2 separate regions of the Mus musculus genome follow, and region 2 is linked to region 1. The links are chromatin contacts, found by POLR2A ChIA-PET in ENCODE. All regions are on one chromosome and are shown on one strand. The core of a region is the stretch at or near the end of the contact, and the rest is flanking DNA. Distances in the headings are between cores, read along the strand shown. Region 1 has its middle 36 kb from the start of Mok. Region 2 holds the start of Mok (MOK protein kinase).

What was found. ChIA-PET counts read pairs that join two places held with the same protein, here RNA polymerase II (POLR2A).
Region 2: POLR2A ChIA-PET joins it to region 1 with 25 read pairs in embryonic stem cell. The contact joins the promoter of Mok here to the enhancer-like site in region 1. POLR2A ChIA-PET finds 5 or more read pairs at or near these places in 3 of 5 experiments (Patski and embryonic stem cell).

What each region holds. Positions count from the first base shown.
Region 1 is chr12:110,803,302-110,806,917 of GRCm38, reverse strand. It overlaps a transcript of Wdr20 not described here. Among named protein-coding and RNA genes, the nearest start is that of Mok, 36 kb to the left of the region's middle. Within about 2 kb of position 2,070, at least 1 of the 3 ENCODE cell types and tissues checked has a DNase peak (open chromatin) inside an H3K27ac peak, as active enhancers do.
Region 2 is chr12:110,839,617-110,843,247 of GRCm38, reverse strand. It overlaps Mok (MOK protein kinase), which reads left to right and starts at 2,309. Exons shown (of 12, transcript NM_011973.2): 1 at 2,309-2,502. The coding sequence starts at 2,496. It overlaps 4921507G05Rik (RIKEN cDNA 4921507G05 gene), which reads right to left and starts at 2,219. Exons shown (of 2, transcript NR_152102.1): 1 at 1,963-2,219; 2 at 1-839.

The sequences.
Region 1 (3,616 bases), core at 821-3,320:
TGTGTGTTCTCCTCCTGCCTGTTTTACTACAGGGAAGGGATGGAAACACTATAAAAACAGCACTGAGTGGACTCAGGGCAAAAGCAGCCATCAGACAGCTGGACTTGAGCACAAGATCCCCCTAAGCTCCTTAGGGCTTGTTTTTGCTTTTGCCATGTGGAATCCGGGGCCCCATGCACTCTGGGTAAGCAGTCTTAGCAGTAGCCTAGCCTCTGCTCAGTCCTGGGGAACAAAGGAATTGAGTATGCTTTTTTTCTTTTCTATCTTTTCAAATTTATACCATTTAAAAAGCAAAACTTCACAGGGAAGTATTGAGTCTCAATCTGATCCCTTCCTTAAGGACTCTACTGACCCAAGCTTCAGGCCACCAGGCAGGTGGGGGGGTTGGGGCAGTGACACCACAGGACAATGTGGGACAGCAGAGGGCAGTATGGGCGTGGAACATTGTGGGTATGGGTGTCCAGCACAGGCAGGCTTGAGACTGGAGATGGGGCTTAGAATGGGCAGAGCCAGGGCCTGGAGGGTCTCTTCTACATTTATGTGACAGTCTTGTGTACCCTGGCATGGAGGAGAGTGTCTGCAGAGAAGGGCTGTCCTGCCTTTGCTGTTGGTTTTAGGAGTCTCAGTCCAGTAGTATTAACCAGGCTCACAGGCAGGCCAGCACAGAAAGGGCCCAACGATGAGAGCTAGCAGAGCAGGCCTGACAGAACGGCCCAAAGGAGGACCTGCGTGGCTGGCAAGCTGGACTGAGCCTGGGGACAGGGTTAGGGTACCTGCCCCTGGAAAGGCTGCTGCAAGGATCTGAGAGGAAAGCAAGCCTCTCGGCTTTCTCGGCCTCCTGTGCGTCTGGCACACCTGCCCAGCACAGCAGCTTCTGTGAATCGTCACCATAGCATTCTGAATGGAAAGGCCAACAAGCCTCACCATTCTCTGACGTGTATCTAACATGACTGTAGACACTAGGGTGCAGCATTCCCTCTACCTCAGACTTCAGAGTGGCATCTGTCATCTCTTACAGTACCAGGTAAGTGAGCTGTTGTTACTTCCTATGGCTCCAGGACCTGCTGTATGCTGGGTGTCCCTGGTGTTAGGGCAGCTATAGAACCATATGGAAGACATCTTAGACCTCGGGGCTAGGGACTAATCTTAGAAACAGAGCCAGAAGATTGTTACAGGCACAGAGTCATCTAAGGTAAACTGGGACACATCTGGTCAAACACAGACCTGTGACACAGACTGGTGGAGGTTGGCCCCGAGTTGTCAGCAAGAGCCGTGGGGTACAACTGAGCATCTCGTCAAATGGGGCTCAAGTTTCCCACAAATACTTGCTGCCCTGGTGTCCACCTGGTGTCCTCCTGTCACTTCCTATAGATGGGGGCATCGAGGAGGGAGCCACTCTGGGAGGTCACCAGGCTCTGTGCTGCAGGCTTGGGTTTCGAGGGCAGTTCCTAATCACTTTCTTGTGGGTGTTTTGGACTCATAGGGCTGAGTTTCTCTGTGTGATAGATCAGTGTTCCAAGATGACAGGAACACCAAACTGTAAAATGTGCCAACACTTTCTTCTAATATGATCTGAGCATGTGATTCATAAATTGTACTTACATAGTGAGCAGGCTCAATGCCACCGACCCTCATGACCTACCTTGATCACCAGAACCTGCATGGTAGGAAAGGAGGAAAGAGCTCCCTCGAGTGTTCTAACTCCCTACGCAGTGTGCCTCTTGAATGAGGCACGGTGGTGTATGCCTGAAATCCACGCACTGAGACTTGGATGGCCGAGGGAGCATGACTGCTTTCATTTTGAAGTAATCTAAGCTACACTGTGAGTTCCAGGCTAGCCAAGGCCTGTCAAAACAGAACACAACAGAACAAACAGGAAAGAAGAAAGTGAGTCTTGGCGTCCTATGCTGCACCTTCCCAAGATGGAGGCAGGGCTAGGGGCCTTGCAGGCAGCAGCAGAAGGAAGCGGCTTCCCCAGCCTGGGAGCCAGGAACCTACGGTGAATGAAGACAAACTTGGGCTTTGCTTTGTGAACTGTGCAGTAGCATCATCCTGTGGCAAATTCATCCGGCCTAGCTAGAGCCCACACTCCTTCCTTCCACGGCCCCAGTTTAATGGGCTCATTTGGAGAAATGTTTTGATACCTTGTGGCTTACTCTCACCCACATAAAGCCTACATGGAACCCGCTGTGTATGATTCTTTAAAAGCTGTGGAAGCCCCCCCCCCCCCCAGCTTGGAAACCCGGGCATTGTCTCTATCACCGGCAGCAGCTCCAGGTGAGCGAGGAATTCAACCAGAGCAGGCAGACACATGCCAGCAGATGCCAACCCTCCGGAAGCCCCATGTGACTGATGTCCGAGCTAACTCTGTTCTGTGCTGCGGCAGAGGCTGTGGAAACGCACAGTATGTGGTTTCAGCTTTCAAGGACAGCAGGGGGACTCTAAGCCATGAGAAAAGGTCATGTGCCTACACCAAAGTCCCCATGCCGGGCAGCCCCATAGTGTGTGGACTTGGCCCAGAGCCAAGACTTCTCCGACAAGACGCGTTTTTAACAGACTGACAGGAGGATCAAGGACTGTGATACACAAAAAAATGAAGTACTTCAATACCAACCAAGAAATGAGGCCAAAACAAAAAGATCTATACAATTTAAGTTTAAAAAAGGATAAACAAATAGTATATTCAAGATAATTTTAATATTAATGTTTTTGTGAATTAGAAATATCACTCTTAAATGATGAAAATTACTAGTGGGAGTGACTATTTACCCCCATTTCAGAATTACATTATTTACACATATAATACAGACTTGATTGCATCGGAAACAACAGTACTAAAATAAATGTTAACAGATAAAAAGGGCATCTCCTCTCGTATCGTGAGGCCGGGAGCCCGTTACCCCATAGTCAAAGTCATTTCTATTAGCATTAAACTATTTAAGTGCAAACAATGTTTTAAGTCTATGATTGCAGCATCTGTCTGTCTGCAGCACGTGTTTAAGTTGGAGGTGACAGCTGTCTCCATGAGTGCATCCCAGGCTGTCTAATGACCACCTAACGTATAACACACATCAGTGCAAAACCAGAGCCAAGTGCTATTTAGAACAGCTTGATTTAAGGTTTCTGTTCAAGAAACATTTTACTTTACACTATGTATATATGTGTGTGTATATATATATATATATATATATATATATATATATATATATATATGGATTTAGTTACATTGAATTTTAGAGTAAAAAGCAAGAAAACTCCATTTCTCAGTTTTTACTGCAGCCCCAACAGACTGACTTAAAAATGGAAACAACTCTTTGGGTTTAGCAGCTCCACACAGCCCTGCAGGCCGCTGCTGCCTGCCGCCTGCCTGTGGCTCCAGCGCAGCTCATGGCTCCGTTGTCGTCTGTCACTCCCTCGGTCCACGCGTGTCCGGGGAGCCTGGGAGCAGCAGTGCACCTGCTACACTACAGTCCCACCTGGAGAAGTGGCCTGGTTTGGGGATGACAACAAGCCCTGTGAACAAAGCAGTTTCCATTATTCCAGCAAGACACAGGGCAGTGCAGAGAGCCCTGGAGCTCACCCTTGCCAGCCAGCATCCTTTCCAAGGGCTGGAAGC
Region 2 (3,631 bases), core at 1,060-3,559, 36 kb before region 1:
CTCCCGGCAGCCCCAGGGGTTTGTCTCCCTCACTTTGGACGTCCATCATCCATGGTGACTCCTGGGAAGTGATGAGATCTCCTTTCGTGTGTGACCCCATTTTTGCCTCTGCCCCCACCACACCAATAACTGGGGAATTCTAGAAGAGAATTAGAAGCAATTGGAAGGCCACACTCCTCTTTTATGGCCAGTGAAATATTCAATGTCATGCCCCCTGTGCTTCTGTGAGTCTATCCCAAAGTTATCACATTGGGATAGACTCACATATCCCAAAGATATCACATTTGGGATAGACTCACAGAATGTGAGTCTATCCCAAAGTTATCACATAGCCTACGATTTAAGAAAGACAGTTTGCAGCAGGGGCAGTGGTGGTGTCCCCCTGCTTCTGTATCAAAAGATCTGGTGGAAAGAGTCACCTGACAGGAAAGCTGGAGTGGCAAAGGATAAAAGCATTTTCCAAAGTCTATGTAGCTGGAACTATGTAACCCAGGCTGGCCTTGAACTCGCAGAGATCGGCCTGCCTCCACCCATAGCCCCAAGCCACAGTGCTGGGACTAATAGCAGGAATGTGTGACAACCCCCTTTTCTCTGTGTCTCTTGCTTTTTCCAGACGCCTGAGTTGATTCTCCTGGCCTTCTTCACTAAGGCTCCATGACTCTAAGCTTGTCCTTCCTCTCCCCTCTGCAGCGGCTGGTGATCGAGCTCAGTCACTGAGTTCTAGCTTTTATCTTCCTCTTCACATTTTTAAATTTTGACATAGAGCTCTGGAACACACAGTCACAGGAAGGCAGAACATTTTCCATAGAGAAACCGAAGTCCTGCTTGTGAATTCTGGGCTTGGGGTGAGATGGAGAAACAGAAAACAAATAGGGAAATGAAAATAATTTAAATGTTTCACTCCCAATGTGTGCATATGAAAACTGTTAGACAAAAAAAAAAAAAGAAAGAAAAATAGACAAACAGAAGGGCTTTTCAGATGTTACTTCTATTTTTCTATTTATTTATTTGTTTATTTATTATGTATTTATTTACTTATTATATTACAGTAAGTACACTGTAGCTGTCCTCAGATACTCCAGAAGAGGGCATCAGATTTCGTTATGGATGGTTGTGAGCCACCATGTGGTTGCTGGGGTTTGAACTCAGGACCTTTGGAAGATCAGTTGGTGCTCTTAACCACTGAGTCATCTCGCCAGCCCCAGATGTTACTTCTAATTTGCTAAAACACATCAGTTGTTCCAGGGGCCAGTTTGAAACACACCCTCCATAAAATATGTACACGTTGAAACCCTTTGCGCCCAACTTCTTCTGGGCACAGAAACACAGGGAGTCAGAAGCCATGGGCTGGTGTCTGGGTTCAGTGATCCACCAGGAGGTGCCCCTGACAAAGCTCTTTATCATCTTGGGACTCCAACAACAGGATATATGGTTTCTATTGCCCAAGTCAGCAAAAACACTTCTCCCATCTGCCTGTTTAACTGGGTCAAAGGGTAAAGTTTGTCCTGAATCCTCAATGCTTAAAATCAGGCTTGCCCCTAGACAGATAAGAATGATACAGAGGTGACAGGTGCTGATTCCCCTGGCTTTTGGACAAACATTTATTAAGCACTTGCAGTGTGACAGACCCTGTCAAGCCTTAGGCAAAAGCCCCTAGGAATTGGGTGGGGCACCAGGGACATCTCATTTAGTCTTCACTGCGACCACTTGGGTAAGGATTTTTCTTTTTCTTTCTTTCTTTATTGAATTTAAATGCAGTTTATTTTTAGACAACCCACATGACTTTTTTTTCCCCTTTTTTTCTTTTTGAATTTAAATGCATGGGGTGAGAATTTTTCAACCTCACTTTACAGTAACAAGAATTTAGGGATCTCGTCTAGGTCGCTTTTCATTATATCTCCAATGCGTGCAACACTACTTTTAGCAAAGTAAATGTTTGTTGAATTAAGCAGTAAAACTTACAAATTACACAGCAGTAGCTATCAGGCTGCTTTGATGCTCAACTGTAGGTGTTGTCAAGAACAGGCTCCAACTAGTGTTACAGGCAGTTAAAGCTCAAGGAAATTGTTCTCGTCTGGTTCAACATCGTTACATTCTCGGGAGAGCTGGGAAGAGTCAGTCCCACCAAGGTCGCCTACTCACTAGGTAAGAAATTATACTTAAATTTAAAGCGGCGAGAGGTTGCGTAGCGACCGAACCGAGGCGGCAGGCTGCACCGCGCATGCGTGAACGGGCCAGCGGTTTTTAAACCCTCTCCTTTGCGCATGCGTATACGCATGTCTCCGGAACGCCCCTCCCTCCTAAGGGTCTGGCGGTTGCTAAGGCGACAGGAATACAATATGGCGGCCGGATCCTAACGCTCCCCAGCCAGGGACCACCGCGAAGGTCCTCGAGCCGGAAGCCACCTCTGGAAGGGAGAAGGCCGGTACCACAGTCTCCTCTTTTCTTTTCGGTCCGGGGCCGTCCAGGGGCTGACGGCGTCATCCGCGTTCAGGATGAAGAGTGAGTGGGGCCGGAGAAGGGCTGAGGGTCCCCGGGGCCTGCGGGGCGGCGCCGCAGGTACCCGGGGCTAGGCAGCGGGTTCTGCTGGAGTTTGAGGAGTTGTGTCATTTCGTTCATTCACTCGCTCATTCGTTCGTTCGTTCGTTCGTTCGTTTGTCGGATCGCATCTGAAATCTCAAGACATTGGCCGTCGGCTCTGAGCGCTCACACGGTGGCTCCCCGCCCCTGCGGGACGGCGGCTTAAACCGCGTTCGAGAGGGACGCTGGGCCGCCTATCTTACTTTCTGAGTTAAACAGTTGTGGTTCTGAAAGCATCCTTTTAGCGGAATGTAAAACGGTTGCTTAGAAGTTGGGAGATGAGGCAGTCTTTCTAGAAAATAGAAGGACTGGAAAACTGGACTTAGTGCCGGGTTTGTGGGTAACCTGGAGTCCAAATGCGACTAGACAAGTCGGTTTTGTTGGGACCGCTGTTTGATTTTCATAGATATACGGTTATGATTGCCTGTGATAGTGTAGCCAGAAGTGTAGTCTCTTACCGTGATTAGATTGTGTTCTCTGTAGTTACAATATCAAATTGACACTACATTTTAATTGCAGTGCAGTAATTTCTATGTACCATAAATGACATAACATTTAAAAAATAAGTCATCTCATTCACCCTTCAGTCTTGTGTCACTGTGTCACTCCCTTTAAGGAAGATTAATGTGGTCTTGAGGGGAGTGACGGGCGCATTCATTCCCCTCACTTAGAGGCAGAGGCAGTTGAATTTCCATGAGTTTGAGGCCAGCCTGATCAGTATAACAAATTTCAGGATAGCCAAGCCTACTAGACAGAAACTGTCTCAAAAAAAAAACAAAAAAAAACAAAAACAAAATCTGATGCAGTAGCATGCACCTGCAATCCCAGCATGCCTATGGTGAGATGGGAGCAGAGATAAGAGATTCCCAAAGAGCTCGAAGTTCAGGCATATGCAGTGCTAAACACCACAGACACTACTACAGGTGTTCCTCTCACCCCAGCTATGGTATCTTCTCTCTCCCTCCACACCCTTCTCTCTAGTATTCTCTCTCTCACCACAGATCCTATAGACACACTTAAAGAGGAGAAAAACAAAAACAAAAAAAAATTT